2 separate regions of the Mus musculus genome follow, and region 1 is linked to region 2. A link is a loop called in an ENCODE intact Hi-C map of the cell type or tissue named here. Cell type or tissue: heart. All regions are shown on one strand. Links, peaks and the distances in the headings refer to the core of each region. The heading gives the core; the rest is flanking DNA.

Region 1 (6,184 bases), core at 1,564-4,063, 66 kb after region 2:
GAGAGTCTTCAGAAAAACTGAGGTCGGGGTGGTGAGGGAGATACCAGAGTCTTCAGTGTGATGACCACCCCAAAGGGCAAATTCTTCACTTCACTGTTGTGGGGAAAGGCTTTGTTTCTTTTCAGGCTGATTAGATGAGGCCCACACAAATAAAGAATAATCTGCTTTATCTAGAGGTTTCTCATTCAAAAGAAAAATGCTATAAAATAATACCTAGACTTCTGTTTGATAAAGTATCTGGATGCTAATCCAGCCTAGTCAAGTGATATCTACACTTAAAGACATTTATTTATAAATAAGAGAATGTCAGGACAACAGTTTATTTGGGCAGCCAATGGCTCAGTCAAGTTGATGTAGAAAATCAACCACCATACCGGACAAAAGTAGTGTTTCTCTGTGATCAAGTGAAGGGGCTTTTGACAACTGAAAACAAATACCATGTTGATTTTAATCCAGGGAGATCCGTATGTACAAAAAGCAATCTATTAACAATCTAAAAGTAAGAATACCGTGTTACATTTCAATAAAAATCTCTGCACCATTCTAATGAGATTCAAAAAACTCTAATCATGACTTCCTAAAAGCATTGAATGTCTACAATTACGAGGTAATACATAAGTTATTTTATCTATGGCAGCCCATTCAATCACAAACTAAAGCTAAACAAACGAACATACACACAAATAATAACAAATGACTCTTAAAATTATATCTGTAGAATATTTAGTTGCAAAAGGAAAAATCCATATGTCTTAATCAGGTTTTCTATTCCTGCACAAACATCATGACCAAGAAGCAGTTGGGGAGGAAAGGGTTTATTTGGCTTATACTTCCATACTGCTGTTCATCACCAAAGGAAGTCAGGACTGGAACTCAAGCAGGTCAGGAAGCAGGAGCTGATGCAGAGGCCATGGAGGAATGTTCTTTACTGGCTTGCTTCCCCTGGCTTACTCAGCCTGCTGTCTTATAGAACCAAGACTACCAGCCAAGAGATAGTCCCACCCACAAAGGGCCTTTCCCCCTTGATCACTAATTGAGAAAATGCCTTACAATTGGATCTCATGGAGGCATTTCCTCAACTGAAGCTCCTTTCTCTGTGATAACTCCAGCTGTGTCAAGTTGACACAAAACTAGCCAGTACATCATATTTCTAAAATTATATATATGTGTGTGTGTGTGTGTGTGTGTGTGTGTGTGTGTGTGTGTGTGTGTATCATATCATATATTAAATTCAGTTACAGAGGAAAGTTGAGATACCACAAAATGACTACTAATCACATTGATTTTGGCCCACAGCATATCTCTTCTGGTTAGCGAAGCACTGGGTAAGGCAGGGCCCCAGAGTTCCAAAAGCCATGGAAACAGGAAATGAGAATAATGGGGAGTCTCATTATAATGAGAATAATGGGAGCCATTGGCTGTCCAAATAAACTGTTGTCCTGACATTCTCTTATTTATAAATAAATGTTTTTAAGTGTAGATATCACTTGACTAGGCTGGATTAGCATCCAGATATTTTATCAAACAGAAGTCTAGGTATTGCTTTATAGCATTTTTCTTTTGAATGAGAAACCTCTAGATAAAGCAGATAATGCAAAGACAGCTGGTCTAGCCATACATTATTTCTAGTCAATATGCATATTATTGACCATAGACAAATGTGAACCTGCCTTAGACATAGAAGTATGCAGAACAGGCAGGTTATGGCTGCATCAAGGCAATCCAAAAAGAGAAACAGAGAAGAAGCAAATCCATTGCTGTGGCTTCCCTAAGCACATACGCATCTGTGAATTCCTTTGCTTGAGTTAAGGATTTCTTGAGCTTGTGGTGCAGCTCCATTGGTTGAATGCTAGCCTAGCAGGCCCAAGGTTCTGGGCTTCATCCTCAAAACAAGAGAAACTCCCTAAAGAAATCCTTTTCAAAACAAAAATGGATTTCTTGGTAGAAGTTGGTGCCAGGGACAAGATATTTGTGATCCCTCAAAAAGCAATATGCTAAATTCTTACCCTGGCCAAGGTGATAGTTTTAAGAGGTGGGGTCTCCAGGGGTTCAGTAGGTGAGACAAGATGAGAGCCCAAGGGGAGCCATTCTGTCCTTTCCACCACACTATGAGGACACAGACAACAGAGCCCACTGGTAGCTAAAAATGTAGTCTCCATTTTTATCTCAAAATTCTGATTAAGTAGCCATGAATGGAACTTGGGAATCAGTAGTTTTGACAAATCCTTTACCGCCAAGGTCTTTAGAGCTAGACTTCAGTCAAGAGACTCCAGTGGTTTGATCTGTATTCCTACCTTTAGCTTCTTTCCGCATGAAGATAAGTTGGTTTGCTTTACATTTCAGCTCTAAACCTGCGGTTCTCACCAACTCTTAACCTTCCCTGTTCCTACTTAAATGTCATAAGTACATGGGTTCAGAAACTAACTCCCTTGCAAATCTGTTTCTATTCCAGTTTTTCTTGACTTGTTAATCCCCCTTATGACAATTTATACAGGCACAGAACCTCAGGAAATCTGTCATGGCCACGTTTTTATTAAGCCTAGATTCTCTCATCCTCGGCATTACAATCTCCTGGAAGCTTCCTCTTGACCTTGCCAGTAACCTAAGCCTATTCTAGTCTTTCTTATCTATCCCTCCCCACACATGGCTGTCCTATGAGCCTTCTTTAGAAGCAACTCTGATCCTAAAAAAAACATTGATGACTTTTTTCAGTCGACCCTAGAAGTCTTCTATCTTTCACAAATATGCATTGCACTAATGTCCTACAGGCAGGATAGCAACATTCTGTCAAACATACAAGGTAGGGCTTATGTGTCCACAAACCTAAAGCTTTTACATTGCTCAATTTGTCAATTGTTTATTTACTTTGACTTAAGTTTTTTATTTGCTCGCTTATGATTTTGTTCTTCCGGCTGAAGCCCAGAAAGAATGTGTAGTAGGGCATCAGAGCACACAACCATGTGGATCTATGCTCAGTATACCTCTAATGGCCTCAGCTTGATGACTGTGACAATTCCCTAGATAAGACTGTATAGCAATCAGAGCCTATGGGGTATTCTGTCTCATTGATATTATTAGTTTTAATTATGTGTATGGGAGGGCAAGTGTCCACAGGGGTGACAGATGTAAGCTGCCTGGTATGGTTGCTGGGAATCAGACCCAGGTCTTCAGGAAGAGCAGCATGTGCTCTTGACCACTGAGCATCCCTCCTGTTCCAAGAGCCATGGTTTTTTGTTTGTTTGTTTTGTTTTTGTTTATCGATAACCGTGTTTCTACATGTAGCTTTGGCTGTCCTGGAATTTGCTCTATAGACTAGGCTGGCCTTGAACTCATAGAGATTTGACCACCTCTGTTTCCCAAGCACTGGGATTAAAGACGTTTACTACCAACTCTTATACCTTTATATCTTATACTTCAGATATAAATTCCGTATGACAAGGCTGCCTTCTTGCAGATGTAATGAGTATTATAACTCATACTTACTATGAGCTATTATCAAAAACTGACTTGTTTCATCCTGGTCTTGGACCCCTTACACTGGTGTGAAAAGTAATTTGTCTAACGTTACCAAAATGGTCACCCAAGAAGGTCATACAACTAGGCATCCTGCTGGAGACAGGGTTAAAATTCAGGCGGCTTCATTCCAGAGAACTAACTCAAGGACACTACGTAATATTGTGTGTCTTGGGGGTTCTATTGCTGTGATGAAATGTGCAAACCAAAAGCAACTTGCTTCTCTAGAACCCAGGAGCACAGCCTAGAGACAGTCCCTCCCCTATCACTAATTAAGTAAAGGCCTTATGGGCTTGCCTGCAGCCATATATACGGAGACTCAGTTGACTACACTTTGTGTCAAGTTAACATAAAACTGGCCAGCACATTGGATTATCTTAGCTCGGGAAAGTGCCAGATACTAAAGAAGCACTTGTTGAATAATTTAGTGTACAGGCTAACTGTGATGGTATGCCTGCACCACACATCCATTCTTGGAATGCCACAGGAGAGTTTCAAAGGACACAAGAAATGGCTGGCTGGGTAAAGATAACAGACCACATAAAGAAAACCGATGTTAGAGTACTATTTAGCTCCTCGTATGCAGAAGTCCTTAAGTACCTGGCTGGCTAAAGAGGGAAACCTCCGATGATGAATGAGAGAGGCGCGCACGCACACACACAAAGCGGAATCCAAACCAGCGGGCAGTTTTCCCCGTCATTATAGCAGTATTTTGTAACAATTTCTTTGGCAACTGACAGCAGGCATTTAAATCAACTATTTCCTCCTCAAGAATTCCTCTCCAAAGAATAATAATGGCCTCTGCAACTCTGAAGGAAATGTAGTCCTGCTTCGGATACAATCTTATCTGGGAAATTGCCATGGTATTCGTCACAGCTGTCATCGAGCTGAGCCCATTAGAGGTGTGCTGAGCGTGAGATCCACAGGGTTGTGTGCTCTGACGTCACACTATCTTTTCTTCCTGGGCTTCAGCAGGAAGACCAAACTCATTCATACAGCTGGAGAAAGAGTATCAGAGCTGGATCAGCAGAGAAGAAGCATCCATCCATTCATGCCGCCTAAAGAAACCGTTCAGGTTGTAGAAAGCTTTTACAGAAAGTGCAGATGCCTAGGTCTCTAATGAAGGTTTAGGGAGCGAGCTGCAGGGAGCTGACAGTGCTAGAGGGTGGAGCTCAGGGGTAGTGTGCCTGCCTGCTGTGCAGGAAACAGCCCTGAGTTCCATTCCTTCTCTGAAAGAAAAATAGAAAAGGAGAGAGAAGATGGAGGGAGCTGGGCATAATAGTGCTGCTCCGGCAGAATGAAGAGTGATTTGCTATTGCTTCTACAGAAGTGTGGAGGGAGTTAACTCTCCATGACAAGAGGTCTCAAGAAAGCAAGCCCAGACATGGCAAGTGGCTAACCAGACCCCCACATCTCACAGGCAACAGGCCTTGGAACTCTTTCTAAAATGTGACTCTACAAGCGAATGTCCCAGTAAATCCAATGCAATGTTCCCTGAAGGCTTCACTTTTATTTTGTTTTCTTAACCCCAGTTTCCAATGCAGAGAAACAGATAGGAAACTAGTCTTCTGTCAATATACCAGAGAGGAGAATTTACTCAGAAATCTCATTGTCCTGGCAACTTATTGACTGTAGCATGTGAGCGGATCACTCCCTGAAAAGTGTTGACTCACCTTGGTTCCCAACAAGACAAGAGGGCTTTGCCATACATATATAGCACAAAGCTTTCTAAGCTAGGAACCCTAGGGCTGGATGTAAATTCTTTACTTCACACACAGAGCAAGCCACCGGAGGTCACTCCAGATGTGACTGCCTCCTTCCCTCTCAGACCAGAAGACCCTTCCCAAGCTCCTGAAGACTGAGAATTGCTAGCATGTTCTAGAGTTTGCTTGTTTTGCTGGTCATAAAGCATTGAGGGAGAGGTGCCCTGAAGCAGTATCGAGTGGTCAACCTCATACGCGTTCACAACAACAGCAACATCACCATCATCCTCATCAGCGTTTCTACCTTTTCCCATCCGCTCACCCCAATTTTCTGCTCCCTCATACACTCTCAGTTTACAAGAGGGAGCCACAGCCCCCACTCCCACTACTTTTGCCTGAATTGGAGCAAATAGCAAAAGATTCATGGACTGCATAAGTGATTGGCTGCACTCAATTTTATCACAACTCGTTCTCTTCCTTTCTGTTTTTCTCCTTTCCTTTCCTTTCCTTTCCTTTCCTTTCCTTTCCTTTCCTTTCCTTTCCTTTCCTTTCCTTTCCTTTCCTTTCCTTTCCTTTCCTTCCCTTCCCTTCCCTTCCCTTCCCTTCCCTTCCCTTCCCTTCCCTTCCCTTCCCTTCCCTTCCCTTCCCTTCCCTTCCCTTCCCTTCCCTTCCCTTCCCTTCCCTTCCCTTCCCTTCCCTTCCCTTCCCTTCCCTTCCCTTCCTTTCCCTTCCCTTTCTTCTGCTAGCAGTGCACCTTTTATCTTTTGAAAGTCAATTCTAAGATAGACAGTAAGACAACAGAAATAACAGTCTGGGTGCAGTGTGAAGCTCAGCTGGTTAAGGCCCTTGCTGCCAGCCTAGGAAGTAACTTAAGCTCGTTCTCCAGCACTTACATGAAGGTGGGAGGAGAGAAACAGTCCCACAGGATTCCTCTGTTCTTGGTTTCGTCACCTTGACACAAGCTAGAG
Region 2 (6,184 bases), core at 2,219-4,718:
TCAGATCATATGAACCATGCCACTAATTGAAGGTGTCACCACCCCATGACCTGGCCTTCATCCTGATACTCGGTGTGGTGGGAAATCTCCAAGGCTGAAGGTCAAAGGTTACAGATGCCCAGCACTTGAATCCTTGTTCTGACCCAGAAGGCCGACTTGAGTATGTTACATGACCTTGCTGTGCCTGGGTTTCCCCATCTATTAGATAGAGACAGTCACCAAGAGATGTTTCTAGAGTTAATATGCAGATTCAAATAGTCAAAATTTGTTGAGTTCTATGGCAAGCTCTACTCCAGAATGGATGGTACTGTGTATACAGCTATTATATATGATGAAATATTGGTTTTGTCAGAGTCTTTCATTTATATGACCAGAGAACTAGAGATAGATTCAAGCCTTACTTCTTTCTCTAAGTTCATAATTTTTTTCTTCCTTCTCTCCCTGAACACATTCCTCTCCATCATAATCAGGTAGGTTTTTGTTTTTCTTAATAAACAGAAAAATCTAACATTTAGTAAACAGCCTGTCTGTGCCAGGCAATTATCTGCTAATGATCTCATTCCAGTCTCATGAAAACCGGTGAACTGGGTGCTATTTTTATCCCCTCTTGAAAGGTGAAGAAATAAATGGATTGAAAGATTAAGTAAATTGTCCAAGTTATAACAGTTATTATGAAGCAGAACCAATAATGAAAGCCAGACAACACTGAGAGTTTGGGGGGAAAAAACATCATACTCCAAAAATATTCCCAATGGGCTTAGGTTTTAAAAAGTCTCATTCAACTCTCCCTCCTCCAGCAACTGAGCACACGTGGACAGATTCATGACAGGCCTACAACCTGTGCATCCATGAGAGTGGGTGACTGTCACTTTAAGTCAGAGTTTGGAGGTGGCTTCTCATAGAACAAACCTGTAGTTAAAGCTGATTGATGTAGCCTTTGTGTGTGCTACCAATGAAACCAAAATCAAATTTGAAAGTGCTTTTCAGCTATGAAAGAAAAAGCATAGAAAGCCTGTGTATTGCTTTGAACATACTCTCATGTGAACATACTCTCCTGTGAATATTCACACACAGGTGTGGATTTGAGGTTGCTTGTTGAAACGCAACAACATACAAGAGAGAAAGAAACCCTGGAGTTGGATGGATGGAAAGGCAGGGTGGATCTAGGAGAAGATGAGGAATAGGAAATCATGACCAGTATATATTGTATTCTTAAAAAAGGGGATCTAGGGCTGGTGAGCTGGCTCAGTGGGTAAGAGCACCCGACGGCTTTTCCAAAGGTCCGGAGTTCAAATCCAGCAACCACATGGTGGCTCACAACCATCCGTAACGAGATCTGACTCCCTCTTCTGGAGTGTCTGAAGACAGCTACAGTGTACTTACATATAACCAATAAATAAATCTTTAAAAAAAAAAAAAGGAGATCTACTTTTAATAGAATAAATAAATAAATAAATAAATAAATAAATAAATAAATAAATAAATAAAATGTAAATAAAGATTTTGGGGGTGACTGTCTCTTTCCCCCGTACTACTTAATATAATACCCACTGCCTAGTCTCCTATTTCAAGCTAACACAGTTTTTTTTCAATTTTGTATTAGATATTTTCTTCATTTACATTTCAAATGTTATCCCAAAAGTCCCCTATACCCTCCCCCTGCCCTGCTCCCCTACCCAACCACTCCCACTTCGTGGCCCTGGAATTCCCCTGTACTGGGGCATATAAAGTTTGCAATACCAAGGGGCCTCTCTTCCCAATGATGGCCGGCGAGGCCCTCTTCTGCTACATATGCAGCTAGAGACACAAGCTCTGGGGGTACTGGTTAGTTCATATTGTTGTTCCACCTGTAGGGTTGCAGACCCCTTCAGCTCCTTGGTTACTTTCTCTAGCTCCTCCATTGGGGGCCCTGTGTTCCATCTTATAGATGACTGTGAGCATCCATTTCTGTATTTGCCAGGCACTGGCATAACCTCACACAAGACAGCCATATCAGGGTCCTTTCAGCAAAATCTTGCTGCCATATGCAATAGTGTCTGCATTTGGTGGCTGATTATGGGATGGATCCCCAGGTATGGCAGTCTCTTGATGGTCCATCCTTTCATCTCTGCTCCAAACTTTGTCTCTGTAACTCCTTCCATGGGTATTTTGTTCTCTATTCTAGGGAGGAATGAAGTATCCATGCATTGGTCTTCCTTCTTCTTGATTTTCTTGTGTTTTGCAAATTGTGTCTAGGGTATTCTAAGTTTCTGGGCTAATATCCACTTATCAGTGAGTGCATATCTAATGACTTCTTTTGTGATTGGGTTACCGTACTCAGGATGATATCCTCCAGATATATCCATTTGCCTAAGAATTTCATAAATTCATTGTTTTTAATAGCTGAGTAGTACTCCATTGTGTAAATGTACCACATTTTCTCTATCCCTCTGTTGAGGGACATCTGAGTTCTTTCCAGCTTCTAGCTATTATAAATAAGGCTGCTATGAACATAGTGGAGCATGTGTCCTTATTACCAGTTGGAACATCTTCTGGGTATATGCCCAGGAGAGGTATTGCTGGATCTTCCAGTAGTACTATGTCTAATTTTCTGAGGAACTGCCAGACTGATTTCCAGAGTGGTTGTACAAGCTTTCAATTCCACCAACAACAGAAGAGTGTTCCTCTTTCTCCACATCCTCGCCAGCATCTGCTTTCACCTGAATTTTTGATCATAGCCATTCTGACTGGTGTGAGGTGGAATCTCAGGGTTGTTTTGATTTGCATTTCCCTGATAATTAAGGATGTTGAACATTTTTTTCAGGTGCTTCTCAGCCCTTCGGTATTCCTCAGTTGAGAATTCTTTGTTTATGCTAACACAGTTTTATAATAAAGAATAAAAGGGAAATAGCAAATCTTACAAAAGAGTCAGGATTCCACTAAGTCAAAGGAAGTATTGCTTAAACTCCACAGAAAGTCAGTGGCTAAGGCAGAGTTAAGTCAGTCGATAGCTGAAAGACAAGTCTTCAAGAAAAACCAACAAGGAAGTTTTTCAGAGGGAGATTCAAATGCCACAGAACTTTCCTTGTACGAATTATAGCATCTGTGAGTAACTTGCAAACAGTTGGTTTTTTTCATGGCCTTGCCCAGGCATCCACCCCTTCTCCAGGGACCTGAGCTGAGCTACCAGTCTGCAGGACTGAGTTCACCTGAAGCTGGTGGGAGGCAGATGGGCTCCTTTCTGGGCACATATTTGAAAATAAAATCCCTGTTTGACTAGATACAGGAGCAACCAAACATATTTGTGTAATTCGTTTTCTAAATAAGGGCCCTTCCCTCTGGGGGAAGGTGGAGAACCAGTCACATTTTGGTAAGCATTTTCAAGTGAAGTCACAGACAGTCCTCTTTTTCTCCAGAACCAATTATGCTCAGATGCTGAGGTTGGACAGATTTCCTCTCCCTTATGTCTCTAAGAGCTTCTAATGAGACCATCTATGTTATACAAATATTATAACAAGAGTAATTCTGCTATCTGGTGGCAAAACACACAAACAACAGGAGCAAAGAATTGAATTGAGCATCACAGAGAGAGGCTAAAATCTTACTACATTTCCTGAAAAGAAAGGAAAAAAAGGCTTCTTTTCTAATTTGAACAGAAAACAAACAACTGTTGTTGAAGAACTCCTGCTAACAATTAAGGGGGAAAACAGCAAATGAAAGGAAGGAATGTCGCTGACCGTAGTGTATTCAGTACTATCGGGACTCTGAATTCTATTTAGGGAACACTTGGTCACTAAGGCATCCCATGACCTCCAGTGAAGCAGAAGTTCCAAACACAAGCCAGTTGTCACAAAGGTGAACTGGGGATTTGGCGATATAATATAAATTTCTCCCTCTGAGCCACAATCAGAAACAATAAGTCTCAAAGCAGGAAAAAAATAGGAAGGGTCATGTAAAACAATTTCTTATTTTACAGATGAAGAAAGGAATTCGGGATTAGGTGACTGGTCTAAGGCCATTCAGCTTGTTAGAATTGAATAAAAGCTCTAGAGCTGAGACTCATATTGAAGACCAACAGTACTTCTTCCTTTCTCTAAAAAACAGAGAGCAGCCACATCAACAGTAAGTTGAATATTGTTCTCCAAACTCGAAAGCAATTTGGACATTAAACCCAAAGGAACCCCTGAGTGGGTCCTTAGGAAGTCAACTTATAGACACCTTTCCTCCTTCTCTCCTGTAACCAGGGAGCCAGGGTGCAGAACTGCCTTTACAACGAATCTCAAAGGACAGATGCAAGGCCAGCACCAGCTTCGCCTGGGAACTTGTTAGACACATTCCTGGGTTGGAGCCCAGACCCACTGGACGAAAAGCTGGTCAGGTGATCTGGATGTCCACTATGGTTTAAGAGCCATTAGTCTATCCGATCAGTGTACCAGTTATCTACCCTAGTAGAATGTGAGTTGTTTTGCCATTTTTCGAAATGCCTTTTTGCTTGGCTTGTATGTTCTGGGAATGAGATTTTAAAGGATCCGCACAGCCATTTTCTGACACTAATTGTTCCTCTTTGCTAGTGAAAGCACATTCAAACTGAAGGCTTTTTTCATGTCACTTGATTTGTTTTACTCAATTGTCCAAGCTAGTAAGTTTCCTGTCGACACAGAAATCAATGATCATGAAAGGGAAATGATCCCCTACATTTCCTTCTCATTGCCCCCCTTTCTTTCTTCCTCACCTGGGATCCTGACTCCACTTGTCAAGCCACAGCAGTTTTATGACCCCACTGACTCTCACCCTGAGAGACCTGCACCCTCTTGTTCCCACAGCCACTGCATCAGTCCCTCTTCCTTCCAGTTTTAAACTGTCATCTTCTACAATTTTTGGTGGCAGTCTCAACTCTGATGTCACCTATCATCAAAAGATCGAGGAGGTTGGAGATATGGTCCAGTGGTTAAGACACACTGGCTGCTCTTCCAAAGGACCAGGGTTCAATTCCCAGCACCTTCAGATACTCTGTAACTCCCAGTTCAAGAGGATCTAACAGCCTCACACAGACATAAATGCAGACAAAAATACCAATGTACATAAAATGAAAATAAACAAATTAAGAAAAAAGGAAAAGAAAAGATCAAGTGGTTACACTATCTGCAAGAGACTTGAACTTGGGGCCATCCCGTACTGAAGAGGCAAAACTTAAGACAGCAGAAATCAGTTCACTGCTATAAATCTTGCTCAATGAAATTAAGGCAGTTATATTTTGTTATGCACATTTCTCACCTGAATCTAGCACACTTTAGCCCTCAAAGTCACGTCAAACTGTGTTTTTGCCTTTGTATAGCGAGACATCTAAACCCTTCTTTGAGACCATCTTCAAGCCCCTGGTCCTATGGTGCAAATCAAACATCATTAATTACCATTTTCTATATTTCAACATCTTCCTCTAGCACCTACAATAAGTCATATACCCGGGAGCAGAAGAATTTTATACTTCCGGTACTTACATCCCAGGGGAAGAGAGTACACAAAATATGTACTAACAGGTCATCTATACAACAGCCAAAGTTGAACAGAAACCCAAGCTGGGAGAGAAGAATGTCGGGAGGTTACTCAAAAAGGGACATTTAAATATCTCTTGAAGCTCATTCATCTCACATTAAGTTCTCACTCCCTGATCATCTCGAAGGGTCCCTAAAAGCTAGTTGCTATCATATAACCCCCCAAAACAAAACCATGTGTTTTTCCATAGGCTGTAGAATTTTCTAGAAGTTAACACTTAGCCTATAAGTTTGTGTTCTCATGAATTTGCCATTCATTTCCTCAGAATCTGTAATTTCCTACATCTTAGCAAAACAACAACCAGTTCCTACCATACATATGAAACCAGGAGCCAATGGCCTTGCCACACCTGAGGATCATTTGTTTCCTAACACAGAACAACACCATTGAAGTTACTACCTAGAAAATTTGTTCTGCCCTTCGGTGCCCTTATCTGCTGGGAGAAAAATATTGGTGTTTATTATTATTATTATAGCTAGCTCCACAATCTACTAAGAACTCAGCAATAAAATATGAAATGGCCACATGGGTAGAGAAGAAAAATTATGGGCAAGGAACAGGATGACCCTCGAAAGCATCTTTTGCAAAGAACAGTATTCACCTTTTTGTTCCAGCCTGAACCAGGAAAGACATAATTTATTTACCCAGAGCA

Evidence for each region. Hi-C counts contacts between places; a loop is a spot of excess contacts. Peaks named below come from ENCODE experiments on the same cell type or tissue, not always from the same donor. Only the 100,000 strongest peaks of a DNase experiment are listed, where the experiment ranks them.
Region 1: it touches region 2 in a loop (2.6-fold over the local background); 5 of 42 quality-filtered maps call a loop at or near these places.

Annotation. Positions count from the first base shown.
Region 1 is chr14:99,014,930-99,021,113 of GRCm38, forward strand. No RefSeq gene overlaps it. Among named protein-coding and RNA genes, the nearest start is that of Mzt1, 28 kb to the right of the region's middle. In heart, for the core only: no CTCF peak of the experiment used is centred there; no DNase peak of the experiment used is centred there; H3K4me3 peaks cover 50 bases; H3K27ac peaks cover 2,420 bases.
Region 2 is chr14:98,948,323-98,954,506 of GRCm38, forward strand. The region is part of intron 1 of Gm41228 (a long non-coding RNA gene); the gene reads left to right. Among named protein-coding and RNA genes, the nearest start is that of Gm41228, 46 kb to the left of the region's middle. In heart, for the core only: a CTCF peak has its summit at 3,521 (motif pointing left); no DNase peak of the experiment used is centred there; H3K27ac peaks cover 1,047 bases.